7 separate regions of the Mus musculus genome follow, and regions 1, 2, 3, 4, 5 and 6 are each linked to region 7. A link is a loop called in an ENCODE intact Hi-C map of the cell type or tissue named here. Cell type or tissue: left cerebral cortex. All regions are shown on one strand. Region 1 has its middle 19 kb from the start of Gm40914. Region 2 holds the start of Lncbate6 (a long non-coding RNA gene). Region 3 holds the start of AI463229 (a long non-coding RNA gene). Region 4 overlaps Rreb1 (ras responsive element binding protein 1). Region 5 has its middle 17 kb from the start of Gm31600. Region 6 overlaps Rreb1 (ras responsive element binding protein 1). Region 7 has its middle 28 kb from the start of Gm46411.

Region 1 (4,000 bases), 360 kb before region 7:
GGATCTCTGCATGGTGTCATTCCTAGGAACACAGAAGGTGGGAGCTTTCCCACAAGACTGGAGGATAGCCCTTGCCCCAGGAGTAAAGAGATGTTCACACTCTTAGGGAGTGGTCCCTTGTGTGTTTTTCTCCCCTGAAGCCTCCCACTGGCCCTCTGGAAGGGCAGAAAGGAAAGAGATTGCTATCAGAACCAGAGGGGCTAAAGAGAATTACTGAGAAAGGGAGTAAAGAAAATATATATGGGGAGCAGGGGGTAGCCGAGGGGCTGTAATCTGTAGTTGACAGTGAGAGAGACAATGAGACCCAGATATAGCTGAAGGCTCAACCTGAGGAGAGAAAGGAGTCTAGGCAGGGAACTAGAGAGGTGAGTAAAGAGATGACTCCCCCTCACTCGAAAGTCTCTGCCAGGTTGATTTGTGGCAACAGTTCGCCCTTCACCACCCTGGGAACTCTTCCGTGTATATATATTTGTTGCCAAGCAAGAAGTCAGAGGTCTGGGTTATATGTCCCTGTCATCAGCCGAGGAGAGCCAGGGACAGGGCTCCATCTGTAGCATCCAGGTTCTTCTTGCACACTTCTACCTGGTACAGTAGGGGCCCTTGACTTTGCACAGAGAATTTCAGCCTGAGCCGGTACGAAGCAGAGTTGGAGTTTATTCAGAAGAAAAATATTAACACAGATTTCAGCACAGGGGCTGAAGAAAGAGGGTCATCTGGGGACAGATGGGACACACCCAGGAATGGGTGGGGGCTTCTTAAGGGACAGTGTTGCTTAAATGTCCAGCAATAGCAGTCTATAGTATTTGGGTAGCTTTTGGAATTACGTTGCTCAGAGGGATTTCTTTATCTCCGTATAGATCATGAGATTACAGAGGGGCTCTGCAGGTGCCTGGGACAGGGCTGCAATCCATTAAGGCAAGGCATGGGACTAAGGTTGTACAAGAAAGCAAAGGCATATCTTTTAGGTAAATGAAGGGACTGGGACGATCCTTGGGAGAGTCCTGGAAAACTGCAAGCTTGTAACTGAGAAAGGACTAGTGAATATATACTGGAATATAAGTGAATATACTGGAGGTCATATATGCATTGCCCTTAAACATGATGTTCCGACATTTTAACGGTCTTCTTTGAAATATATATAAAGTACATAAAGGTAACACTGTCTCTGTGTAGGCGGCCCCCCCACCCCACCCCAACAGTAAATGTCAATCCTGTTGGGATCCTTGGCTTTAGGCTGTTGAGAGACATTCCCATACCATTCAGTTCCCTGTCGTCTTCTCTCCTTTCTCCTCTCTGCGTTCACTCAAGGAAAGCCTAGAGGCGAGTGGGCAGGGAGCTTCTCCCAGTGCCCATCAAGATCTCTCCGCCACAGGCACACTGGCAGAGACTCTGTCCCGGTGCTTTGCCATCAGTCTTCTTGGTCCCACAGTGCCGCTTTACGCACCTGTGACTCTTGGGCCCTCAATAAAAACGGAGTAAGAGTAACCCAGATGGAACGTCATATCTCAGGGTTATTGATAGGAAATTAGATACTGATAGCTTAGAGGGTAGATATCTGCCCAGCCCTAGTGTTTTAAAGGTTTATTATAACTATATATATAAAAAAAAAGATTATAAACTTGCCAGTTTAAATAGATCTAAGTCCTTTGCATCGGATGGTATTTTCCACTTAACTCTCCTCTGGGGGGCGCTGGAGTCTAGTTAACCCCAGGAAAGCTGGCAAGTATCTGGCATCTGGCCTCTTCTGGTTTCGTGACAAAGGTGTACCCGTTGAAAGAGCAAGGCAAACAGGCCGCTTTGCCAATGGGGTGGAGATAAGGAAGGGGCAGGCCCCTCTGAGTCTTTACGTGCACGCAGTGGGCAAAAGTGGGGAGGCCTTCCTGGGAGCCAACAGAGTTCCACAGGGAGAATCTGCTGGGAACTGGAGCCCCTGCCTCATATGGCCTGACCCCCTACCTCCCACCCTCTTTTCGGGGCTGCTCTCTTGGCCTGAATTAAACTCTCGGTGTGGAAATCTGTTAGGGAACAAGATAAATGCCAAGAAGGCAAGAGAGGAGAAACACAGGGTAAAATGACAGGGAGGATTCTGCAGCCTCCCAGCGCTCCCAACTTGGGGCTCAAGCACACATCGCCACCCTCCCCTGCAGCCCACACCAGCAGGCTGGGGTGAAGACCTGAGGAAGAAGATAGGCCAAACAGAGGCTGGAAGCTGCCCTGGAAGAGAGAGGCCAGGCCCAGAGTCTTGAGAATGTTTTCTTTTCGGGGAGATGCTTCGAGGCGTGCAAAAGTGAACAGTGACAGCTTGCAGGAGCCCGGGCAGTCAGGGCTCAGCAGACAACCCTCTGAAGGGGGCGTGGGGTGGGGATGCTGGCTGGCTGTGGCAGCATCGGGCGGGTCACTGCACAAAATGGTTTTTATAGCTCTATTTGGCTTCACAGTCCTCAAACATAGACAAGCTGGAGGGCGGGTGGTTTTAAGATCCACTTGTGTGCCATTAAAGCACCCAGATGGGAATTCTAAGGGTTTCTGTACTCCCAGCTTCTTAAGCAACAATAGGAAAAAGCCCAGAAAAACAAACACAGTCGGAACATCAGGTTTTCTTTGTTTCCACTTAAAAAAAAAAAAAAAAAAAAAAAAAAAAAACCAAACACCCTCCCCAGGCACGTGCACCTTCCACCAAAATGTGGCATTGACTTTTAAAATACAAACAAAAGGCAGCAGAAACTGTGGGTGGAAAAGAAAAAAAAAGAGCTGTGCTATCCTGGGATGTTCCAGCTCCACTTCTACTGTGGAAGCCAGAACAGAGATCTTCCATACGGACTGCAGAAGCATGGAAAAATCCGAGCCACCATGTTCTGTAGATGTCTCATGAAGCATTCGCAGACAGCATCTCAGGTCATCCACGTTCACTTTTAGATCAGCTAAAGGGTATGCCAGATTAGCAAACACAACTGCAAAATTCGGGGTCCCAGAGACAAGAGGAACCCTTCCCCGCTATGAATTATGACCCTTGCTTGCAGAGTCTACAACTGTCCTGATGTCTGATTGCAGCCAAAGGCCAGACTACCCAGGAGCATGCAGTGACATGCAGGTTCAGGAGCTGCCTGTATGGGAAGGTGTCAGCAAACAACCTCGCATCTGGGTCCTACTTCATGGCTCTACAGAGCCAAGCCTCGAAGATGCTGAGCAAGGGGAGTAACAGATGTTCTCTCTCTCTCTCTCTCTCTCTCTCTCTCTCTCACACACACACACACACACACACACACACACACACACATGCACACACATACACACAAAAGATCCATAACACTGAAACATTTGACAATATTCAGCAGCCATGTCCTGAAGTCTGGAGAAGCCAGCTTCCTTTGGTGATGAACAGCAGTGTGGAAGTGTAAGCTGAATAAGCCCTTTCCTCTCTAACTTGCTTCTTGGTCATGATGCTTTGTGCAGGAATAGAAACCCTGACTAAGACAGTGTGAACCAGTGTTTCTATTTGCTTCACTGTCCCATCACCTAGTTTTGGGCATCCCCTAGACAATCACCTAGTTTGGGGGCAGATGCTCTTGGCTGACCCTTGGCCTTTCAGATAGATCCTCGGATTCTGGGTGTCGTCTTCTTTGGAGGTATATGGTTTAAAGTGAGAGGAGGAGAGGAAACCGTTTTTTAAAAAGCCACTCTTAGTCAGTGAGGAAAGAAGCTACCTGCACCACAGACAGTTTAATCCAGAGTTGGCGGTGGACAGAAGACCCTTGCACTTGTCTCTGGGAAGCTGCCGGGCCACTATCAAAGGTTCTGTTGCTGGAGCTTAGTCATGGCCTCATATCTAGCACCCCGTGGAACCACAGCTAGAGGACACATGGTGAAGATCTGTTCAGCTGTGTATAACTCTACACAGGGCTTCTCTTCTCCCCTAGACAATCCTTTAGTGCTTGGTTTATGACCCCCTCATCTTTCCCATTGTCAGGGGCTGAGACCGTTGTCCAGAAATCCAAAGAGC
Region 2 (4,000 bases), 290 kb before region 7:
ATAGGAGATGTAGCCCAGGAAAGTACATGCCTACCACCTTCGGGACCCTAGGCTGAACCCTTAACACTGTAAAAATAATAATAATAATAATAAATTTTAAATATTAAAATGAATCAGAAGCCAGGCATGGTGGTACATGCCTTTAAACTTAGCACTTGGGAGGCAGAGACGGTAAATCTCTCTGAGTTTGAGGCCAGCCTGGTTTACATAGTGAGCTCTAGGCTCCTCAAGGCTACAGAGCAAGATCACATCTCAAAAGACACAAAAAATAAACCACAGTAATCCTTTGCGTTTGCTGTCTTGCTTTATAACTGCATTGTCTGATATGAGCGTATTTGTAACTGCAGGTAACAGAACACTGAAAATTAGAGTCCTTGGAGAAATAGCAGCCACCTAACTCAGTTAGCCAATGAGAGCATGTAACAAGGGTACCAAGTCAACTGGGGCAGGACTGGCCTTCACCTTCAACACCACTCAGTGTTCGTATCTCTCACTGCGCAACGAGTTTTGTTTGGTTTTTCATTTAAGAAAAGCAGACTTGAGGGACCTGGGGAAACAGCTCAGTATGTAAAGTGCTTGCACGATCCCCTGCACCCCCATAAGAGCTAAGTGCAGTGCTGCGCCTGTGATCCCAGGACTGGGGATGAAGAGGCAGCGGGATCATTGGGGCTTGTTCCCAAGGTCTGTCAAAAATGGAGCTCCAGATTCACTGAGAGGCCCTCTCTCTAAAAAGTAAGGAGGATGGAGCTGAAGGTTTTGAGCATCAGCTGCTCATCCAGAGGACCTGGGTCCAAGTCCCAGCATCCAACATGGATGCTCACAACCATCTGTAATTCTAGTTCTTGGAGATCCAATGTCCTCTCCTGGCCTTCAGGGTCATCAGGAATGTATGTGATGCAAAGACACTCGAGCATGCAAAACACCCATATATATAACAATAAGTGTGTGTGTGTGTATGTGTGTGTGTGTGTGTGTGTGTGTGTTTTAATGAGGAAAGTAGTTGAAGAAGATGCTCAGTGTCACTCTCAGCTCCCCAGGCACTAACACATATGCAGAGGGACACACACCTGTGCTTGCACACAGAGAAGTAGATCTGAATATATGAGTGCCCACCGGTGGCCAGCCAGGGATGCTCTCTGCAGCCACACCTCAGTACAATGATCACAGCATGGGACATGGATGCCACTGGGGTCCATTCTGAAGGACAGCTCTGTTTCCTGCCTCTGGCCAGCATCTGTGGTCAGGCAAAGCTACGAGGAAATACAATGAAGGTCAGTTTAACAAAGACCCCAGTGTGGGTGAAATTTAACACCACAGGAGACAGACTGTGGGAGGAGGAAGAGGAGCCCAGAGCCCCAGGCTCTGTGGAAGAAATGGGGAAGGGTCAGAGAGGGAACTGGAAAGAAGCCTGATCCCACTGCAACCTCTACAGCCAGACTGCTGGAGACTTCCGAAAATGAGGCACACCAGGCACAGACAGTGGTAAGTGCTTGCCATTCTAGCTCCTTGGTATCCCGAGACTAGAAGAGGAGGAGGAGGAGGAGGAGGAGGAGGAGGAGGAGGAGGAGGAGGAGGAGGAGGAGGTGTCCAGCGTTCAGAGTTTAGGACCAGCCTACTTTTTTTACACAGTAAAAAAGTCTCTCTAAAAATATGTGTGAACATACACCACACACACACATGAGAGAGAGAGAGAGAGAGAGAGAGAGAGAGAGAGAGAGAGAGAGAAATACAGATACACAGAGACAGACAGACAGACAGAAAGCCAGAGAGAAAGAGAATGACACCCACTGCCCCGGGGGGAGGGACATCTGGCCACAGTAGGTCCTTTTCCAATGAGTGACATTTCCTTGACGTGTCTGAGCTGACAAATGCTCTGCCACAGAACCTGACAATGGAGCAGACTCCTCCTCCGAGGAGCGGATGCCCTCCCTGGCAACTGGTGGTTTTGGCTCTCACAGGTCTGGGGGAAACCACAAGGCTAGTTTCTGTTTAGTTCAGGCTACCGCTAGGTGGAGAGGGTGGCTCTCTTCCTGGCTTTTTCAGCCCCTGGTACATGCTGTCACAGGAGAAGCTTAGAGCCAGGATAGGGGCTATCTATCCCTTGGTCACGAATGTCTTGAAGACTGGAAAGGTTTTAATTTATATTTCCTCTACCCTTACTCCCCCTCCCCGCCCCCCAAGAAGCTTTTCTGGAGCAAATAAGGCCACATCGCATCAGTGTCCTGAGGAAGAGTCATGCAGATTGGGTGTACTCAGACCATAGACCCTCCAGGCATGTGGGAGTCGGGGGTGGGCAGAAGATGGGCAAGCCAGGAGTGTTTGCAGGCTGGGTGGGAGGGCATGTTAAGGGTGATCGGAGCATGAGGTCAGCTGCAGCTGATAGAGGCTGCTGGCAAGAATTGCTCTCCCACTCACCCTCATCGGTTGCCCATGGAGGCTGGGTGGTTTTGATGCACCCAATCAGCTGGTGGATCCATGTTATGGCCCCCTTCTTCTGGCATCACACTCATCTCTCTTTCATACTTCCTTGTACCCTGGCTTCCTCTTATCCCTCCCATACCTATGTGCACCCCCTCCTCCAATCTCCTTCCTTAGCCCCCGTGTCCTTGCGAAATAGGAACACACTGATGGTTGAGTGCACCCTGCAGCTGGCTCAAGGCTCCCCACCCTAATGGAGGACAAGCTACCTGTTGACCCCTATATCCTGATCTAACTTTCTGATACTTTGTTAGCTCGGCGTGAGGGCACCCAGAATAAAGTGAAACGTCACATAGGTCATATGCAGTTTTTCAGAAGCAAGTGGAGAACTGCCTTTCCTTTCTACCAAGTTTGGTTGTCAACCCTGATGCTGCTGTTAGCAGGATTGTGGACGTAATGGCTGCAGCTTGGGCAATCATTTTGACCTACGCAGTATGTGTCCAAGGGTATTTGCATGGCCCCGCCCCCATCACTTCAAGTCACTAATGAGTCTTTGAGAGACTCATTTGACCACAACCATAGTCTTTGGTCAGGAAGAACTTCGATCTAGTTGAAATGAGTCTCACCAAGTTTCACACCGTCTTGTTGCAGAGATTACAGTGCCCTGACATTTTACCCGCTTGGCTAGGCCGGGCCCATTGTGCCGATGTTCCTGCTTCTAGTCGCTTTCAGGCACAGCCCACAGCAGCACATTGCTCTGTGCCTTGCATCATGGGCCTCTCACCGTCTGCCCCGGGGCTTCCCTGTTGTGGAAGATCAAGGCGCCGTGGGACCCACTACCTAAGCAGGTACACTGAGTTCAGGTCAGACTTGTGGGGCCATGGGCAAGTGGACAGAGAAGGAGGCTGGCTGCTTCATGGGTGGCCGAGCACAGCACAGATGCCCCTGCAACTATTTCCTGGTCTGGCCTCCTCTCTCAGGAGAGAGCAGACTAAGTGTGCACGCAGACTCTGCCTATCATAACGTCAATCTGAGGAAGACTTGACCAGGCAGACAAATTTTCCTTCTCCGTGCTACTGTGGCAAGCCCCAGGGCTTTTTCTGGTGGTCTCACATGAAGCAAAGCAATTAGTTTTACTCATGAGAAGCTGAGGCTAGCCCGGTAATCATCCCCTTTTTTTATCCAGCATCCTGGACACTCCTACTAGCTTTCAGAGCTCTGCCGATTCCATAAACTTAAGACAGGGAGACGTATGGAGAACTGAAGGAACCCCATGCTGAAGAAGCCCCCTCCCTCCAAGAGAGCAATATTCGCTGTTAAGTGGAAGCTGCTGCTCTTTAGGGCTCTCTTACCTGAAGTCTTATCCTGCTGCAGATACACATCTCTTGGCTGCGAGTCCCAGAGCCCTCTCTACCCTGTTATTAAAATACTTCTCTTCCCTTTCATTCCAATTTCACTTTTCCTGGCTTGGCTGTATGAGGATCCATACAACATTCCTCCCAGGAAAGTCTAAGGGGCATAATTATCCCTCGACTTGCCACCCCTGCCTCCTGCACTTGCAGCCATGAAGAAAGGAAGAGGA
Region 3 (4,000 bases), 160 kb before region 7:
TTCCCAGGAGCCAGAGTCAGTACAGATAGATCCTATCAGTGCTATCATTTACAGCAGTGTCCACCCCAACCCAGCAATCAGTGCTCACACAAATATATCTGCCATTCCCTGCATCTACCATCTTGACTCCCACCCTACTCATTCTCAGAGAACCTACTCCCAGTGATAAGCCAGAGACCAGAAGCTCACCCTAGGCTCACATTTGCTAGCTCCCAATGGTTAGAACCATAAGGGCACCCATCTTAAGACTTCCTGAAATATGGCCAAGAAAATGAGTCAACAGATAAAGGAGCTTGCCACCAAGGTCTGAAGACCCAAGTTCAATTCCCAGGACCCACCCTCGGGGTAGAGCAAGGGAACTAACTCCCACAAGTTGTCCTCTGACATTTGTCCTGTGGCATACCACCTACACACACACACACACACACACACACACACACACACACGGAGTCATTTTCAAAGAACTCCTGAAAGAGCCCATCTTGACAGTGAGTACTGAGTCCCTCCCTGGAGAATATTGAGTGCTTTGCTAAAGACTACTACAGGCCTTCCTGGGAATATTGGGTCCATCACTGGCAAACACTGGGTATCTTGCTGGGGAGTAGCCTAAGGCTGTGGTGAGGTGGAGGACTCATGGGCACCATGGCAACCGCAATCCTCATACAGGCCCAAGTCATAAGAGAGAGAGGCCTTGGAAAGAAGCCTCCTGTCAAGAAAGAGGAATGAGGTTGACCTACCCAAGAGGTGAGAGAGCAGGTCAGGGAGTGAGGAGCTCCTAGAGAGGCCTCCAGTTCCCATGACGTCAGCCTCACCTTCCTTCCATGTTTCCTGAGTTCCCCGACACCATCAACAGATCCCATTTCTACTCCGGCTAAGGGAGTTTTTGTTCCTCGCCACCAACCCATTCTTGACGGAGATATCTTTCCACACAGCTGCTTTGTCTGCACCGCCCACTTCCCATTCTACCCTTCTGCGGGAATCTGTTTGCCCGTGACTATTGATACAGTCACACAGCACACAGAGCCTCGTTCTTCCCTTGAACAAATGCTGCCTGGCCTTGTCCCAAAGACAACAACCGGCAGCTCATGACTTAATCACACAACAGGTGAGCCGCGCCGTGCCAGCACTTACACCAACTTGTCTCTGACCCACTGGAATTCTTTGCCGGCTGGAGTTCCCCAGCAACAGTCCTGACCGTGTGGATTAATCTGTGGCACAACGAAGAAGTGTGTGGCACCTGTGGCCTCCAGCAGCGGGATGCATTCCAGCTGTAAGGGCAGAGCCCTGCGTAGGAGGAAGCACCGGCGAGAAGGGTTCCACGAGCCCTCAGAAGGGGCACATTCTGTCTCCTCTGGACAAGGGTTAACCACATTCTGAACCAAGCTCCCGTCTGCTACAAGTCAGCCTTTCTGCCTTTCGCTTTGGTAAAAGTGACCTTCCTCCAAGGTTTAGTAAGACTTTGACTAGAACCAGCCGTCTGTGGTTCTAAACTACTGCGCAGAACTGGACGTCCCAACCACGAACAGTTCTAGAGCTGTCTGTGCAGTCCTGCTCTCTGGGAATATGAAGGATTCTTGCACCTCGCTCTTTTCCCTCGCTCTTCCTCTTTCCTTCCACTCTGTTCCTATCTACATCTCTCCTCTCCTCTCCTCTCCTCTCCTCTCCTCTCCTCTCCTCTCCTCTCCTCTCCTCTCCTCTCCTCTCCTCTCCTCTCCTCTCCTCTCTCCTCTTCTCCTCTCTTCTCCTCCCCCTCCCCCTCCCTCCTTCCATCTTTCTTTTCTTCTCTCTCTCTCCCTCCCTCCCTCCCCCTCCTTCTCCCTCCCCCCTCCCTTGTCCAGTACTCATTTCCAGCTCTCACCTCCTCAGCTTGATGAAGGGAAGTACTTGATGGCACAGAGCTCACGAGTCCTTTTGGGAACACTTCCAAACAGGACGGACACACTGTGCCGAGGACTCTGCTCTAACAAGTGACAGCTACTTTTTCCCTTTGGATAAGGCCCACGGTTCTGACAGGCTTCAGGATGCCCCCCCTGCCTGTCCTTCCTTGAAGCTTGCTCTTTCAAGGGCCACTGTTTGCAATGGAGACTGGCACTCTACCTTAGAAAGACCAAGAGCATGTTCTTTTGGTTCAATCTTTTTTTTTATTTTATTTTAATTTTTCACTTTTAACTGATTTGTTAAACCATAAGGACTGTGCACACTTATAGGGCACCATATGGTGTTTGGTACATGCACACACTTGGTAATATTTAAAATAGGATAAGCATATCCTTTTTTCTTTTTTGTGGTGCCGGAGATGATCAAGCTCACATCCTGCACTTGCTAAACCGGCCCTCAGCCCATTTCCTTATAGTGAAACCGTTCCAAATGCCTTCTTGAGAGACTTTATACAATGCACCATTGTTTCCTCTAGCCACCCTACCACCTTGCTCCTAACCAACTGTGGCTCAGGACCCATTGAGCAATGTGTGTCCTTTATGCTGATTGGTCCAGAAATGGTAGTCACCCCAAGAACGCCACTCCTCACAGGACACCTTTTCATTCAAGCCTTGCTGTTGTTTTGTTGTTTAGGTAGTGGGGAGGTCTCATGATGCAGCCCTGGTTGGCCTGGAATTCGCTAGGTAGACAAGGTTGACTTTGAACTCACAGAGCTGTCTGCCTGTCTCTTGAGTGCTGGGATTAAAGGCATGCACCACTCCACCCAGCCAGGGTGACATGTTTTAATGAAATATTAGTATTTATTTAGTGTGTATCTGATTGTATCCCCCCTTAACCATTTCTTATCCTTTAACCCAGCCTTCCTAGAAGACTTTTGTACTTTCATGTCATTTTTTTTAATGATTCCTGAGTTTAATTAGGGTTGCTTTTGTGAGCATGGGTATGGTGACTCCCCTTTCTCCAGCAGCCATTAACTGCCAATAAACCCTCATTAGAGAATGTGGCCTTATAATTGTGTACAGGGGCCACTGGAGACTAAAGATGCTGGAATCTGGTACTGTACTGGTTCTGGAATTACAGTATCTGTGAGCTGCTCACCTATGAATGCTGGGAACTGAACTGCAGTCCTCTGTAAGAGCATCAAGCAGTCTGAGTTGCTGAGCCATGCCTCCAGCCCTAACGTCGTCCTTCTATGAAGAACCCAACCCCCAGTGATGGCTTTAATCCACTCATGATGGTGGTTCCTCCATGGCTTTCTATTTGGCCTCACCTCCCATCATGATTTTATTGGAAATGAGTTTTCATCTAGCATGTGACCTCTGGGGGTGGGGGGTGCATTCAAATCATGACACTTGTCATACTTCATTTTCAAAGGATCAAATTGGGTCCTGCTACCAAAGGGAGTGAGAAGCCACAGGCACACTTAGCCTCAGTGGCTCATTGCCCAAGTACCACTCTGCCTCTCTTCTTACCTTCCGCATCCTTGAACTATGCAACAATCCCTGGTTCGTAAATACACTAATTACTTTGTTCATCTTGTATGCTTCACAGAGTTCCCTCTGTGATGGTAAGGTTGCCTTTGTCAGTTTTGGTTACAGACTTCTTTTACTAAATAAATTCACTGTCTTTATGATGAAAATATCTACAAGAAAAAAAATTTTTAAAACCGTAGGTAGGTTAGCTTTTCATTACTAAACATGTGTTGAAAATAAACAGCCATAAGGAAAAAGAGTTTTGCTTTAATAAGTTCTAGAAGTTTCACTCTGTGACTGATTAGCCACACAGGACATCATGATGGAAACAAGTGAAAAAGAGAGAAAGGAGGACCAGGGACACACTATCCTGGTCAGGGACATACGCACAAAGACTCTAAAACCCATCTCTTAATGTCTCTACAAGCTTTTAACAGCGCCACACTGGAGACCAAGTCTTTACCCATGAGCCTCCAAGGTCATTTCATTTACACCTATAGCAATGGTGTGTACATGCCTACTATTTAAACAATCCCAACAATCGTTTTTTTAATTTAGTTTTTAATATCCCAAGGCCTCTTAAGAATATG
Region 4 (4,000 bases), 120 kb after region 7:
GTCCTTCTTAATCACAACTCTGCTTGACCTGTCCGGGTATTATGCTCCTGTGCTGATGTGTGCCTCCTCCCTCGGCCCTTACAGAGTAATTAACGCTGCTCCGTTCCTTTTCTGCCCGCTGCCCCCATCACCTTCTGTATTTACTCAAGTCCTCTATTTAATACACTTCCATGGTCTAACTGCTAGAGTTTGCTAGCCCTACCAAAACACACCGTACAAAAAAGTAAGCTGCCTCAGGCCACTTGGTAGCAGTAGCAGGGAGGGCATTGCACACACAGGCTTCAGGCTCCGTGGGTGTTGAAAGTTAGCGTTTGCCCATTTCTGGGATCCAAGCCAGCCTCTAATGTGTTCATCTAGGGTTGCAGTTGTCTCTCGTGACTTCTCAAACTTTGGTGGGATGGAGTGCTGTGTAGTTTGGAGAGTGGCACCCTGAACCTAGGAGTCAGTGTGGATAGAGTGACAGTCATTGATTCCAACCCCTGACCCCCTTGTCCTGACCTCAGTGTTGACACATCACAGTGGACTGGCTATCTGGGAGAGCTGACCCCAGTGGGTAAGACACCTTTACCCTTCCCACCACACTGCTTATTCAGACCAGTGAGAGCAATGGAATGCCTTGGGCTTGCTGGGTCCTTCTGCCCAGGTTAGACCCTCTTGTTCGGGCAAGAATGCCACAGCTGGTTTGCTAACCACACTGCACCCCCAACCCCCAACTTCTATTTCCACACAATTCCCTAGGATCTGGGAGTGAGGACAGGTAGCCTGCAATGGTTGAGTCCCTGTGAGCTAAGCCTGATCCGCTTCCCAAGCGGCTGGAAGCCCAAGGCACTGCAGCAGCTGTCTTTGCCACAGACCATCCTGATAATGTTTAACCATCATTGCCACAGTACCCATTAGACTGGAACATTTTCTTACAGCCTGCTTTACAGAAAGGTCCTGTGATTCTCCCCAAACCAGTTCAAAAGGGAAGGCAGCTGACAGGGGGGGGGGTGCTTTGGGGTGGGAACCCATGTCCTCAGAAGAGTCTCAGGCACTGTACCCTGCTCATCCAGGAGGCTGTTCACAGGAACTCTGCTGACGCCAGAGCTCGGTCAGAATTTATGGTTTGAGCTTAGCTTTGGCACAAGTGTTAGCCTGTGGGCGTATTTATTTTTTAAGTTTACAATTACAGGTTTTCTTTTTCCAAGGCCCTGCCCCAGAAGTTATATAGATTTTCTTAAAGGCACAAAGCCTCTTAGAAAAGAACTATCAAAGAGAGAAGTGTTTGGTTTAATTGTAGATACAGCCCATGGTGAGAGAGAGAGAGGACAGGCTGAGGTGGGAGAAAAAAAAAAACAGAACAGGAGACCTAGGAATTGAGGGAGGGGTTTGAGAAATTTACAACCCAAGGCAGTGCGATACTGGCTGGGGGTAGAGGAACAGGTTTTTTTTGGTTTGGTTTGGTTTTCTGGTTTTAGCCTAGGACTGTGGTTAAACTCAGGATGACCTTGAACTTGTGAACCTCCTGCTCATAGCTCTGGAGTGCTCACAGGAGAATGTCACCCCAACTCCAAGTCCATCAGCTTGGGGTGACGAGCACTCTACCAACTGAACTATCTTCTCCATCCCAAACAGACTTTGTTTTAAAGAGACGGGAAATGACCAGAAGTACTGAAGCTTTAGAGGTTCAGTTTATATGCAAAGATTGAATTCCTTTTAAATCCCTAAACATGTTTTATAATGTCAGTGTCACTTTTCCAACCACATGAGGTCTTCCATGAAAATGTACCCCAGATTTCCTCCTGTACCCGATGCTAAAAATACTAAGGCGGGGACAGTTTTCCCTTCTAGGGTTGTATTAAATATTCAGTTTTACACTGAGACGCTTTCCTCTGCGTGGCAGATGTGGCCTACTCTACTCTTGAATGTTCTTGGTTCTTATTCAGGGGATGCGTGGAGGAGCCATTCCATTGGTAGGCACCTGGACCAGACCTTTTACAATATAAACATGAATTTTTTTTATGTATTTTATATGTGTGAGTGCTCTGTCTGCATGTACACCTACCTGCATGACAGAAGAGAGCATCAAATACCATTACAGATGATTGTGAGCCATTGTGTGGTTGCTGAGAATTGAACTCTGACCAGGCAGCCAGTGATCTTAAACTACATTTCATTTGTAGGAAGGAAGCGATCCTTAACTGTGGAGATGACCAACAAAATATGTGGGGTTTTTTGAGGACAAGCCATAATAGGACCTGCCCATTCAAGTTGACTAGTCACTCTCTTGTATGAGAGGAGGTTAAGTCTATTGTTCCCAAGAATCATAAACCAGGTCACAGGCTATCCTGCTAAAACACTCCCCCCTAGTGGAAGTCTGGAGTGCAACCAAGCTACCTTTGTTCTTTGTACACAGAAAGACCTTATCCACCCACCCTCAGAATGGAATTGTGAATGGGACAGTTCAGACTGGGGGCATGCACTTGGCTTTGGTTTCAGAATTCATTTTTATTTTCATAAGTCTATCATTTTAAATACATTCTCTCCAGTTCAAACAGCCTATGTGCTGGGTTAGTCCAGGGCTGAAATGGAAGAAACACAAATTTGAGAGACTAGTCTAGGATGCATAGCAAGCTCCATTTTCAAAAGCAGAAGATGTTTTTGCTGAGAACCCAATAATAGGAACAGCCAGGGTAAAAAGTAGGAAAAAAGTAGAATTAACCACAAAGTAACCTTATTTTTAAACTGGACTTGGCTTATTCTGAAAAATACTTGCCACACAAACTTGAGGACCTGAGTTCAATCCCTAACCTAACAACCGTTAAAAACAGAAAGGAAGGAAGGAAGGAAGGAAGACAGACAGACAGACATGTGTTAGCTCACGCCGAAAATCCCACCACTGTGGGAACAAGATGAAAGAGGACTGAAGCTTGCTGGCCATCCATTCTGTCCAATCAGCAAGTTTCAGGTTAGTTGAGAGACTCTGTCTCAATAAATAAGTAAATAAATAAATAAATAGAAAGTAATTGAGGAAGACCCAAGGTAGATAGTGACCTCTGATTTCCAAACACACGTGCACACAAGACACATCCATGCACACACAGAATTGCTCACAAAGTAAGCAATCTGAGCATCCTGTGTGTCAGTTGTAGTCTAAAGTAAATCGAAATCCATCCCATAGACACTCACTGTGATTCCAGAAAAAGAGCAGAGATGTTTTCCTCTGAGCATAAACGGGTGATGTGGGTGGGAATGTCCCCACTTGATTGCAGGGATGCCCTAAGCAGGTGTGAGGTATAAGTGTCATGTCTGAGGCGGCTCCTTTTCCCCATCTGAGACCTGCCTTGATGGCACATGACAGAGTGAGCACGTGACACTAAGGAGGAATGACAGGCATGTGAGTGGCCTTCTGGCTTATTCTACCACAGCCCGGAAAAGTCTCAGATTAGCTGCATGCATTTCAGCTGCCTCGGGCAGTGGTGAGAGATGTGGCGCTCCTAGGGCACACCTGTGCTTGCCTTGAAGCGGTGACTCTTCTCTGTGGAGCTCAGAGGAAGCACTGAGCACCCTTAGAAAACCGGACATTAAGTCCTCAGCCAGCTTCCATTTCATTGTTAAAATCATTAAGTCTTTGTTCAACCCTGTTAAAGAAAGGGTAATGTTCCTGGTACTGTTTGTGGGGTTTTTCCCATGTGGGCTTGTTCTCCTTCCTTCCTTCCTTCCTTCCTTCCTTCCTTCCTTGCTTCTTCCCTCCCTCCCTCCCTCCCTCCCTTCCTTCCTTCCTCATAGCCTGGGCTAGCCTTGAACTTACTGTGGAGCCCAGCCTGGCTTCAAACTCCTACCTACTTTAGTTTCTGAAGGTCTGAGATCGCAGGTGTGCACCAATATGCCTGGCCTTGGTGTCATCGATGTTGGCCATGGTTCCCTCTTTTTAAGGTCACTGAAAGCTGGTGGACTTCCCATGTCTGTTTCGCTATGGGGGGTGGGGGGGGTGTAGACAAGTGAGATCAAGAAATCACTG
Region 5 (4,000 bases), 49 kb before region 7:
CACACACTTATAACCATACACATGCATACTCAAATGTGTGCACACCCATGAACACATACACATGCATGCACATGTGCACACAAGTTCCAATGCACACACACAAACAAATGAAGGCCTTTTTTTTTTTTTTACATCATAAAAAGTGCACATTCTAATTTCTACTGGGTGACTTGCAGGTCCCTTCCAGCATTGAAGATGGACAGGTCTTGTGATAAAGCTACTGTACTTTATAACAAATAAACTGGATTTAAACTGCCTAACTCAGCATTTATCAAACTTCCTCATTTTATGGACCAGTGGGAGGGAAAGCCAGTGAAATGAAAACTTAATGTCAGGATGTCAGCAAGCAGAAGCCATGGGAGATGTGCAGTTAAACCTAAGATGTTAAAACTAGTGCATTTGGAATGGATAAGATGTGGTATAATGACCTCTGACACGACCCACTCACCCACCCACCCTGTGAGTATCACTTATGGCATACTGAGGATCTTTGGGACAACTCTGGAAAGCCACACTCTGGTCCCAGGCTTTCAAAATTATTTCCAGGGGAAAAGTATAGAGGTATTTCCCAGTAGGAAATGAATTGACTGAGTTAAAGAGTAATTTCCAGGTATACATCAGAAGGAACTGTCCAGCTGGCCTCGGTGATCATGCACATCTCTTTAAATTAAGATGGCATGTAATTAAACCATTCAGCTTATTGACAAACCTCTCCATGAAGCAGTTTACTTTCACTTGAAATGACCCTTTTGCTTCCGAAGATTCCCCACACCCAGAGTGACTCAACTTCATAACACCACCATTAAATCTCTAGCTTTACAGGCAAGCGGCTGAGGCGTAGAGCGCCAGTTACTCTGCAGTGAGTCAGATCAAGTATGAGTGGCGGGTAGGAGACTTAGAAGCCAGCTTGGCTTCCAAGGCCTGGGTGTGGTTGATAACTTGGGCTCTTCCGGTGCCTTTGCTCAAGTGAGTGAATATGGTCCAGGCCTCCAGTTTACACCCTTCTTCCTCCTGGCTGGACCACCCCACCCCGACCTGGGGCGACCTCCCCTGGGGGCCTGACTTTAAGAACTTTAGGTATCATCCCAAACTGGCCCAGGATCTCTACACATCAGTGTAGCCCCCTCAGACATTTCTGATTTCATCTTCCTTGAAGCACCCCCCGTGGCTGATGGGACTAGAGGGTGCCTCATGCTGTCCTCTGAGCCCTTAACAAGCATCAGGTGACCAATGATCTCTTCACCTACACAGTAGCATCCGCCCCACAGACCGGATCACACCGCTGCCTCCTTCTTCACCTTGGTCTGTCTTTAGAAGAGGTGGGCGTGGAGGGTGGCGGTGATGGGGTCGGGTGGAGAACAATTTAACAATTTATGCGAGCTGGACCGCGGTTACCGAAGCACTGCCTCGGACTGCAAGATGCTCGCTGCTGGGGACCGCCTCGCGCGGTCCTCTCCCTAGTTATCCACCCTACACAGTTTCACAGGCTTTGCCGCCATCCTTCCTCCCTCTTCCTCCCTAGGAGCCTAGCAGTAACCGCCTGGCGGGCCGATGAGAGTACCGCGCGTTCTCCTCAAGGCCTCGGTGCGCGTAGGTGCTCCCTGTAATGTAACTACGATGAAGTTGTGTCATTTCCCATATCCCTTCCCCAATCGCCCGCATCCCTCGACCCTGGCAACGCGCAGCCCCCGCCAGGGCCTGGTGACGCGGGGGAGGGGCGCGCGGCGCAGGCAAAGTTGCTGAGTTGCGGGGCAGGCTCAGAAGTTGCAGCTGCGAAGGCTGCTTCCCTCCCCCTTCCTGGACTCGGCGGCTTGGATCGCACACCCAGTGGTCATCGCCCGCTACCTGCCCTCGCCAGAACCAGGCTGCATCCCCTCCCCGCGCCCACGAGAAACCCAGGTTTCCAGAGCAGTCCGGCTGGGGGGCGGGCGCACTCCATCTCTGCGTTCCGCCTGGGGGAGAGGGGGTGGGGGCGGGGTCCCCTTCACCCATGGGTCCCTGAGCCCTACGTAGGGAGGGAAGCGGGTATGCAAACGGGAGTCAATGGGCGTCCCCACACCCTCTCGTTAAGGGGCTTTACCCGGGGCGAGAGGGGGGCAAGGAGGGGGGATGGGGAGACGAGCGAAGAGGCTCGGCCTGGGACTGAAGTTGCCAACAGGTGCTCATGAGCTCATGTGACCGGGAGGAAGCACACGCAGGAGTAGAGGGTGAAGGGGGTGGGGAGCGGGCTTTCTCAGGGTCCCCCGCAGTGACAGCCACCCAGTGCACCCTCCAGCCGTGGTCCAGGGAGTGTTCGCGGGTGGCTCCTCCAAGCGCGGGCGCTCTCGCGGCCTGCCTGGGAGTAGGAGAAAGAGGAGGGGGAGGGAAGGGATGCGAAAGTGGGTCAGGAATGTGACTGGATGCACACCCCTCCCGTGGCCGCCCGAGGCAGCCAGCTTCCAGCCTTGGAAAGCGAGTCATTTGCTGTTGTGGCTCCCCAGTATTATAAGTGGACGGTTACCAGGGGATCCCGAGGGATGTGTTTCTCTGTGAGCCATTGGGAAGAAAAACTTAGTTGCCTCAGTAACCGGGTTTGGCTTGGATGAAATGATGCAGTGAACGTTGTAGGTGAGCCTGGCCGTGGAGAAGACTACAGTTGAGCTTAGGAGGCCAGAATGGAAAGCTGAGGAGGAGGTGGGGCTCTGCTGTGTTCCGTGTTTGCTTTTTCACTGCCTCAGAGGACATCAGTTTACCACAGTTCTTAGCAGTAGCTAAGTAGAGCAAAGGTTTGAAGTTGATACCCTCGAGTTGAAAGGAACAAGGGACAGTCACACTTTTGCTTTTGGGGAAAGCCTGAGAAACAAACATTAAAGGGCCTTTATTAAAGGGGGAAGACGGGGGCGGGGTGGTGTCCAGTCCTCTCAAAGCAGAAGCTGTTGAGTTCCCTCCTGGGCCCTGGAGCGGCTCACACCCCAAGCACGTGATGAGGAAGGGAGAACGGAGGTTTGAAAGTGATGGGCTTTGGGGTTGAAGGCAGAGGAGACAAGAAAAGAAAAAGGAAAGGAGGTGGGTTGCGGGGGGGGGGGCGGGGAGGAGGAGGAGAAGAAAGGCACGCTGTACCTGCAGAAGGGAGACTTATTGTTAGCTGAGTTTGTTAACTCAGACTTGTCTTGAATACTTCCTGGTTTCTGCCCCATTTTCCTTCCATCTGGCTTTGCCCAGTGGACCAGAGTCACAGGAGGAGGGACAGGAGTGAGGAACCCAAGTGCTGAGAAATCCATAGTAGCACCACCCTCAGAGTTAGGTCACCCAGGAACTTGGGAATTCGTGTCAAGTTCCATTTATTGCCAAAGAAGCCCACGTGGGTCAGGATGGAGCTTGCTTTGGAAGAGTATGCCTGGGAAGTTGAGCTGAATATGATAGCACATGCCTGGGAGGTGAACAAGGATCAGGAGTTCAAGGCCACCTCGTCTCAAGAAGCAAAAACAAACCGGGGGGAAAAATCGTTATAAATTGCATCATATTCTAAACATGTAAAAGGAGGTTGATTATTTTGTTGTGAAGACTTTTGTAGAGATTTTATTCACACACACACACCAAAATAGGGTTTAATTTTTACTGGCTGGAGAGTATAAGAAAGGGTTGAAGTAACCCTGGTTGGCCTGAAACTTTCAAAGTAGACCAGGCTAGCTTGTCACTTGTAGCAATCTTCTTAGCTCTGTTTTCCAAGCTCTGAGATTACAGATATGCCACCATGACATCCAGCTCTATTATTCACTTCTATTAATGCTGGAGATTAAATCCAGGGTCTTGCAGATCTCAGCACAGTCTGTCATTTAGCCATACTGCCAGCCCAGATTATTATTATTTTGCCTAGGTGACCTTGGCTGTATTGTCTCATGAGTAGAATGGCAATCTTGGTAGTCATTGGAATAGCCAGCCTCTATTCAAGTAAAAGGATTTTCTAAATTTAATTTTATGCATACGAGTGTGTTTGTCTACATGCATGTATGTGTACCAC
Region 6 (4,000 bases), 69 kb after region 7:
TTTAACAAGATAGATAAGGGGGCAGAGGGCACATAATTCTCAGTTCATCTGTGAGATCATGTAGTGTACAGTGACTTCCCCGCCAGTTTCTTGTTGGTATAATGTAGTCACACTACTCCTTGTTTGGAGACAAGGTGGTGGTCTCAGAGCATCTGTGAGCGGCATGGACAGGACAAACCGGTGGGGCTTTGGTGAACTAATGGCTGTTCTTATGCAGACTACTCTCTGAGAACATCTATGATGACCTTTGACAAACGCTCAGGTTTTTAGCTCAATGTGCCCTCTAGGAGGTGGAGTAACAGTTCTACGTTCCCTGCAGCATGTAAGTGTGCATGCCTCCGTTCCTCACCTCAAGCCTGAGGCCTCGACAGAGCTCAGGAATGTTTTATAGGCTTGGAGCATTGATAACTCTCTTTCTCTCTCTCTCTCTCCCCCCTGCCTTCGTGTGCCTCTCTTCCTGTGGGTGCCTGAGAAAATACTCAGCCTGAGCACAGAAGGAACACTAGCCCTGGGAAGAAAAGGTTTATTTCCACTCTCATATGCCTGTCTGTCCATCTCTCCATCTGTCTCACTGTCTATCAACTCATTTAACAATAGGCCTAGCTTCTATTTCCATTAGCTACTCTGCCAACTATGAGATGTCAGGTCATTCGTTGTCTTCCTCATCCTTCTCTGCTTTACCAAGAATGAATGGAACATGGGCAAGAACTTTTCCTTAAATAGCACAGCGCGGCATAGCTGCCCCAAGTCCAGGCTCTGGTTCCTTCCCCTACGGAGACAGTTAGGGTCATTCCTTCTGCCTCTGGATCTGGAGGTGAAGAAATGAGTGTGCAGTGTAAGCAAGTGAGCCACTTTCTACCTACCCCTTTCTCCTCAGGGATCCAATAGAGTTGGATCTTTGTGTTTAGAAGGGAGGCCTAGGCCAGAGGTAGCCTGCTAAATACAGCACCAAATTCAAGAAAACAAAACACAGTGCATAGACAGCTCAGGATGTGAAGAAGTGGCCTTCTTACCTGACAACTGGACAGGGAGAGTAGAATGGAGGGAGCCTTGGGGAAGGTTGCATCCATGTGACCATAGCATTCCAGGAGAGATTAGCCACAGCCGGATGCTGACAAGGGTGCCAGATTGTTTCATTATGGACTGGTAAGTTATCACATTAGCTGCTAATTTTATCTCTCAGCTCAGGAAGTTTGTTTCTCTCACCAGCGTGACTGTAATAACTGGGCTCAGAAGCCTTTAGCCTGAGCCGTTTCCATCATCACAATGCTCTTTTGCTATTCTGTTCACCTTTAAAAGTTAGTAAATCTGCTTCCACAGACCACCACGGTTTGTGAACTTACATTACAGCCTACACGACAGCGCTGCCAGCTTCAAGCTTGGCAGAGGTTAATGATCAACCCCAGAGTCAATATCAGTCAGCCCTGTGTGCCTCCACACAATGTGTGCCTGGTGTCTACTTCAAGGTGACCACAAGATGATTTCATTAAAATATGTCTCCTCAAGTGACTGGCCACTTGGATGTCTAGAGGTTATTTTGAGACAAGGTCTCACAGTTTTGCCAGACTAACATGAACCTTGAAGGCTCAAGCAATCCCCTGCCTCAGTCTTCTCAGGGACTAAAGCCAGTATCTGGCTGAGGTTTTTTTCTCTTCTTTTTTTAAATGCACACTAATACAATGTACTGTTGAATCTTTTCCTTATATAAAAAAATCTACATAGTATTGTTAGTCTGATGAATGGATTAAAATACCTCAGAGCTTGACTTTTCACTGGAAGTCTTGACCTGTGAGGCATCCTCTTATTGTGCCTGGGAGAGAACTAGAAGTGTACTAGAAGATAACTGGGTGAAGCCAGATTCCTTTTTTTTTTTTTTTTTTTTTTATGTCTCTGGGATCTTCCTTAGAATCTGAGACAGAATGCTTGACTGGCCTAGTTCTCTGACCCACTTCCACAACCAGAAAGGTGCTTACACTGAGACTCGAGAGAGCTTCAAACAAGACATCCCCACACATACATCCATCTGGTTCATGGTGCCATTTGTTTTCACAGTCTTTAGGATACCTTATTCTCATAACCTCTCATGAACATCACAAGGGTATTGCTTTTCTGTGCCTCAGGGTCAGACTTATAACTGTATCATGGTTTGGGTGTGGGCCTTTGAACAGTTAGTCTGAGGATTAAGCTGGTGTCAATACTTCATTGTTCTCTGTTTGGAGCAAGTCCCTTGTCCCTCTGCACTCTAAAGTTTCCTTTTCCAGAAAATGGGATCCCTAATAAGTGGCCATCTCCTAGGGATTACGGAGGGAAAAAAAACAAGCCTGATGTTGCTATAAATTGACTGATCAACATGTGATCAACAATTAGTCTTAACAGTGGAGAGGCAAAAACACAGTCAAATGAGTTCAGATGAGAAGAATCTCCTCAGAGATATCCAAGACCAGAAAAGGATGTGGAGGTTGGCCAGAGCATCCAGCCACTCTTCCTCCCTGGCCTCTGACTTTATTTAGCACTAACATCTCCCCTAAATGCTTTCTCTTGACTGGACTTGCCACAGTGTGAGCTCTGCATCCAGGTCTACATGAGTGCTCACGACCGTCTGGTCTAGCCATCAGTGTCTTCCGCGGAGATTTTAAGACAAACAGATCTCAAGAGTTCCCCCCAGTCCTGGTCTAGCATGTTGAGAGTCTAGCAGTTGGTATTGTACAGAGCTCCTGGATGATCCTGCTGGTTTTGAAAGCCTGGTGACATAATATTCAGCCATCATAATTCCTGATCGCTTCCCAGGGATGAGTCCAGTGCATTTTAGGAACAGAGACTCATGTCAAAACTCGTGTCTGAGTTTTGTGTGAGTTAGGAGGTAATATTGGTCATTCCTTGTGATTTCCCAGGAATTAGTTGGCAGGAGGAACTTTTAACAAGTGTCAGTGAAAGAAGTTTGCCTTTTTTGTAGGAAGGTAAGAATATATTGCTTGAAGGAAGCTTGTCCTGTATGTTTTGAAGAAAAATAAAGTGAGCCACCTAACCAAACAGTGAGCTGGGTTTTTGTTCTGGTTTTTGGTTTTTTTGTCACCTCGTGTAGAATCTTGAGTCTGGGCTGTCATGCTGACTGGCTTTGCTGAGGTCAGAGCTCTTCTTGTTCTCTATTTATGGGCACTGCCAAAAAGATGCTAGCTTTATGGGCAGAGCCTTGTTAGACCCCTGAGAGTTACTGCTGGGGCACCAAGGAAGCCTTCCACTGGTGGGATTGACTTTCCTGTTGTATCTCTTTCCCTCTATTATGTTTCTGAGGGTGCTTGAGACCTGTGATCCTAGCACATGGAAGGTCATGGCAAGAAAATGGAGATAAGGAAAGCCTAGGCTACTGAAAGGGTTTCAGGCCAACCTGGGCTGCATGGGGCAGCAACAAACACATACAACAAAAGACAATGGTATTGGAGCTGGGGTATAAGTGATAAACACCTGGTGCCCCATCTGTGCAGAGCACCATGGCTCTGTCTCCTCTTCACCCATCAATGTGGTCTTAGCACAGTATAGCCAGTGTCGATTTTCCCACTTATAAACAAGGAAACTGAGGGCAGATTGGGGAGTGACCTGCACAAACACCTGGACAGGCTCCAGTGTAATGACTGCAGCTGCTTAGACCCAGCTCTAATTCATGGGCTTATGACAGAAGTGGAAGACACCAGTTCAGTGTGATGGGAAAATCATCCCCTGTTTTATCCTTGTTTTAGGAAACGAAAGAGGAGAAGTCTTCCTACAACTGTCCCCTATGTGAAAAGATTTGCACCACCCAGCACCAGCTGACCATGCACATCCGTCAGGTTTGCCCCTACTTTTGTATTGTTTTTCACTAACAGGATGATTTTATTTTAATTAAATTGAATTGTCTAGTAAATTATAAGCTATGTTTAAAATTTAGTGTTTTAGCAATCTTGGGTAATTATGGAGTGATTTTTGCATAGTCACGTTTCTATGATAGTCTAAGACAGAATGTCCA
Region 7 (4,000 bases):
TGGGAGAGAAACTGCAAGAGGTTGGGGGCGGGGTGAAGCGCCTGCTCTTTAATCTCCGGCCCCATCCTCTAACTCGCCCCACCTGGATGCAGGGCGAGGACCGCGTACAGAAGGAACTGTGCGGCTGGGACATCACTTTCAGATTCAGGGGGAGCAGCGCTGGATCTGGGGTCCACCGTCACCACACTACCCTCTCTCGGGCCTCCTAGGCGTCCCCCCAAGCTCCTCTCTGCATCTCTACCTCTGTTAAAATAGTGAAACAAACCCTGTTGTAAAGTGATGGAAAGCCTCGGGCTGAGAGCCACTGGCAGTGAGGGGTTGGAGGGGAGGGGGCACGGTGGCTGGAGCTAGTGGCCACCAGTGAGCGCTGGGTGGGTCGGAATTGCGCTCAGCTGTAGCGGCCGAGACCCTTCCCCTCCGGCTGCCGGGCCCGCCCCTGGCCCCGGGCGCCTAGGGAGGGCGTGGGGCAAACTTGGGGCTGCTGTAGGGGGTGAGGTGGGAACTCCACCTCCACTCATCCCGGGATAGTGGCAACTGCGGTTGCCTAGCTAAAACTGGGGCGGGGGTGACGACAGGGACAGCCGGGTACCGCGGTCCTCCCGACTCCCCCAGCTCGTTCAGCCGCGGCTGCTGCGGCAGCTCTGTAACACGTCCCCAGGAGACTCGCAGGAGCAACACGTGATGTGTCTACTTATCAGGGTGAGAGGGGGAGAGCGAGTCTCCGAGTGTGCGGGTGAGGAAGCGGGGCGGGGGGCCGAGGCGGGGGCCGGGAAGACGGCTAGGGCAACGGGGTCGCCAGCTCCTCGCCCACCTCCCTCCCTATGGGAGAAGAGGAGGAGGGGAAGTGACTGCGGAGTTGATGAACTTTGCACATCCAGAAACGCCATTTTGATTCCTTTTCCGGAACAAGTTTGCATCTCTCCTCGTTCTCTCCCCGAAGCCCACCGGTCCTCACCGCATCATGCCTGGGAGCCCAGCACCCTGCCGGGCCGTAAGTACGCGTCCCGGGTCCCCCGCTTGCGGCACTCCGGTGGTTGCGAGATGCCCGGGGCATTGCCGGAGCGACCTTTTAAAGAACTTTTTGGGGATGGGGAGGGTGAAGTGTGCAGAGCGCGGTGTACTTCTGAAACTCGGCGTTTGGCAGAAAGGACCCGCGCACCCTGGCAGCATGCGCTCGGTTGGGGCTGTGGGGTAGGGGAGCCGGGATGAGCTGGGCAGCCCTCTCCCCTCGGGCTGCGCGCCCGGCCGCTCCTCCTCCTCCTCCTCCCCTTCCTCCGCTCCTTTCCCCTTCCCGAGCTGCCGGCTCTGCCAACCAGCTCCCAGCGCGAGCCGCCGCAGCGCCCCGCCAGCAGGACCTGATGCGCATCCATATTAGCCGTCCGAGCGCAGGAATCCGGCCCGACCCGCGCCGCCGAGTTTATTTTTAACCAGCCCTGCCGGGACTCGGATGGTGCGCGCACCGCGGGCCAGAAACATCTTCCCAGCGCTGCTCTCCATCTTCCGCCCTCTCTCCCCCGACATCCTCCCCCCCATGTGGGAGGGGAAACTTTTCTCCTACATACTTTCTAGTCCCTCTCGGGTCGGGAAGCACGGAGATGACGGAGCCAGCCCGCCGCCGCAAGGTATCCGGGGGTGCCCACCCGGGGTGCAGGCGCGGGGGCCGTGCGTTCGGGGCTGCTCGGTGGGAGCATCCGCCGCGCCCTGCTCTGCGGACTTTGATCCTCCCGGGCGGACGGCGCCGACCGGGAGGGGCGGCAGGCAGCCCCGAGCCCTCTGCGAGTTCCCGGCTGGCGGCGGGGCTGTGAGCGACCACCGTCGCTGGGAAGGAGGGGAGGCGGCGACCCGGGCCGCGCCGACGCGTATTGTTGGTGACTCCGAGGCTGGCTGGGTACGAGCTTTGGGGGAGCCCCCGACGTGGGGCGAGCCTGCATCGCGGAGGGGGGGCTCGCGCCCGGCGCCGTCACGAGCACAGGAAGGAGGCCGGGAGCATCCGAGGCGGGGCCGGCGCCCGCCCCACCGCCCAGCTGTGGAGCGCGCTCGGAAACTTTTGTCCGCCACCCGCTGGACCAATTTTTCTGGAGTTCTGAGGCTTCGCTTTTTCCTCACACCCCGGCCTGCCCAGCCGAAAGAGGGGGTTGGGGGAAGCCGGTGTCCCCCGGGGAGGGGGCACCGACGACTTCGAGAGGCACGGGCCCCCCCATCAGGCCCAGCTCCCCGCGCCCCCTCCCCGTTCGCGGTCTCTTAGGAAACTGCGACCTTAATGGTTGCTAAGGAGCAGGGGAGGTCCTTCCCGTCGCCGGCCCCCTCCCTGGGAGGCGGTGTGTTTTCTGTACAGGGCTAGGGTCGCATCGAGGATGTGACCCGCTCTCTGGCCCGGGGTGAGTGCGGGGCGCGGCTACGGTGCCTGCGGGCAGCCGGCCGAGGTCTAGGGGCGTGGGGACCCCACTGGGCTCGGGCTCGACCGCTTGACAGGCGCCGCGTGTTGCTAGCTGCCCTCGTCCGCGGTGCATCCGTGATGGGTTATAAAAGAGGAGGAAAGTTATTTTTCCTTGCTCAGCAGATTTGCCCTCCCTCGTTCCTTACTGGTTAAGAGATAGAACGTGAGCCCAGATCCGGACGAGCAGTTCACATTCCATTACGAAATTCTACACGGCTTCAGAGCCAGCAGCAGCACTCATTCGGGGCATTTCGGAGGAGATTTTCTTCTTTGGGGGATGCTGGTAGTGGTGGTGGTGGCGGAGACCGATACAGGGTGAATAAAAAGCAACTTTTGTCGGGGTGTCGAAAACCTTACCCTCAGGTTTCCATTGTTAGACTGCTCAACACTGGGTCTCGTTTTCGAGTTAGAGCTAAGCATATCCTTGTGAAAGCCTATGGGAAGAAAGTTGGTTAAATAAAGATGTTGGGAGTTGGCAAAGTATTCTTGCAAATGATTCTGCAAAGGCTCACTTGTTGCTTGTGCATCCCTTGGTTGTGAGATTCCTTTTTCAGATAATATGGTGGTCTGTGTCTGCGTGCGAGTTGTTGTGCAATAGATAATTGGAGTGGAAGGTGGAGAAATGAGAACAGCCATGAAAAGAATGTGTTGATGGCTTTTAACATCCTCTAGGTTTGATGCTTTCATGAGCAGGCAGGTATAGTTTGTAATTTAACCCGGAAGTCTGAGTTGGAGGCTAAGGTCTTGGTTAAAACTCTTAAGAAAATTCTGTACGTAAGCCCTAAAAGAATCCATAGTTTCTTCGGAAAGAGTTCAGTATACTCTTAAAACACGTGCAAGGGTGGACTCGTTTTAGAGGTTTAGAGTTGCTGTTTGTTTGTTTTTACCTCTGCCCATTGGGGTACCTACTGATGGGTCTTCCTTTGATGTATTTGGTTACAGTGAATTAAACATTTGAATGGCTCTAATCAAGTTTTAAATGTGTGAAAAAAAAACCCTCCCCAATTTTTACAAAAGAAAGGGAGAGAGGGGTACTTTGATTTAATTATTTTCCCGTTCTCCATTTATTTTTGGGTTAAGTTGCACTGTCTCCATCTTACAACATACTTTTACGGTAAGATGGCTGGCTGTCTTTTCAGCATGTTTTGTTTTTTAAGAAATGCTTTACTCACTTAAGAAATGCTGTTGATGCTCAGTGGTACATGGAATATTATTCTCGGCCGTTTCCCTGGATACCGCATTATTCCTCATCAGAAACTCAGACAGCATAACCCTTGCCGTGGACGTGATGGGGAACGTTTGCCTGACTCAGCTGGTTACAGGTGGTGCATTCATTCCTAACCATTTACATCATCAAGCAAGTGACCTTTTGATGGAAGGGGCCTTTATTTTAGATTTCTTCAGACAGAACCATCTGAGAGAGATTATTTGCATCCAGTACAGGTAGGAAGGGGAGGGGAATGCAGTGTGTTAGTCCTCATCTGATCAACAGCTGTTTATTGCTTTTCTGCCCCTAAGTCAGGCACTAGGTAGCAGCTGTTAGCAAACAGCTTCTGGGTTGCT

The links. Hi-C counts contacts between places; a loop is a spot of excess contacts. Peaks named below come from ENCODE experiments on the same cell type or tissue, not always from the same donor. Only the 100,000 strongest peaks of a DNase experiment are listed, where the experiment ranks them.
Region 1: a loop joins it to region 7, with 2.1 times the contacts of the local background. A loop is called at or near these places in 7 of 42 quality-filtered maps.
Region 2: a loop joins it to region 7, with 2.5 times the contacts of the local background. A loop is called at or near these places in 7 of 42 quality-filtered maps.
Region 3: it touches region 7 in a loop (2.0-fold over the local background); 2 of 42 quality-filtered maps call a loop at or near these places.
Region 4: it touches region 7 in a loop (2.4-fold over the local background); 11 of 42 quality-filtered maps call a loop at or near these places.
Region 5: a loop joins it to region 7, with 2.0 times the contacts of the local background. A loop is called at or near these places in 4 of 42 quality-filtered maps.
Region 6: a loop joins it to region 7, with 1.8 times the contacts of the local background. A loop is called at or near these places in 3 of 42 quality-filtered maps.

What each region holds. Positions count from the first base shown.
Region 1 is chr13:37,466,205-37,470,204 of GRCm38, forward strand. No RefSeq gene overlaps it. Among named protein-coding and RNA genes, the nearest start is that of Gm40914, 19 kb to the right of the region's middle. In left cerebral cortex, a CTCF peak has its summit at 1,687 (motif pointing right); DNase peaks (open chromatin) are centred at 1,720, 2,072, 2,414 and 2,787; H3K27ac peaks cover 1,070 bases.
Region 2 is chr13:37,539,927-37,543,926 of GRCm38, forward strand. It overlaps Lncbate6 (a long non-coding RNA gene), which reads left to right and starts at 210. Exons shown (of 3, transcript XR_382205.2): 1 at 210-1,482; 2 at 3,070-3,266. In left cerebral cortex, a CTCF peak has its summit at 2,010; a DNase peak (open chromatin) is centred at 1,968.
Region 3 is chr13:37,665,640-37,669,639 of GRCm38, forward strand. AI463229 (a long non-coding RNA gene) reads right to left here and starts at 2,096. Exons shown (of 3, transcript XR_382206.3): 1 at 1,859-2,096. In left cerebral cortex, no CTCF peak of the experiment used is centred here; a DNase peak (open chromatin) is centred at 2,259.
Region 4 is chr13:37,942,192-37,946,191 of GRCm38, forward strand. The region is part of intron 10 of Rreb1 (ras responsive element binding protein 1); the gene reads left to right. Among named protein-coding and RNA genes, the nearest start is that of Gm52041, 22 kb to the right of the region's middle. In left cerebral cortex, a CTCF peak has its summit at 2,339 (motif pointing left); a DNase peak (open chromatin) is centred at 2,363.
Region 5 is chr13:37,776,659-37,780,658 of GRCm38, forward strand. It overlaps a transcript of Rreb1 not described here. Among named protein-coding and RNA genes, the nearest start is that of Gm31600, 17 kb to the left of the region's middle. In left cerebral cortex, a CTCF peak has its summit at 1,557; DNase peaks (open chromatin) are centred at 871, 1,624, 2,485 and 2,880; H3K4me3 peaks cover 1,607 bases; H3K27ac peaks cover 1,342 bases.
Region 6 is chr13:37,894,678-37,898,677 of GRCm38, forward strand. It overlaps Rreb1 (ras responsive element binding protein 1), which reads left to right. Exons shown (of 12, transcript NM_001177869.1): 4 at 3,735-3,824. Among named protein-coding and RNA genes, the nearest start is that of Rreb1, 7.8 kb to the left of the region's middle. In left cerebral cortex, no CTCF peak of the experiment used is centred here; a DNase peak (open chromatin) is centred at 1,988.
Region 7 is chr13:37,825,354-37,829,353 of GRCm38, forward strand. It overlaps a transcript of Rreb1 not described here. Among named protein-coding and RNA genes, the nearest start is that of Gm46411, 28 kb to the left of the region's middle. In left cerebral cortex, a CTCF peak has its summit at 2,145; DNase peaks (open chromatin) are centred at 615, 1,350, 1,935 and 2,581; H3K4me3 peaks cover 2,902 bases; H3K27ac peaks cover 2,423 bases.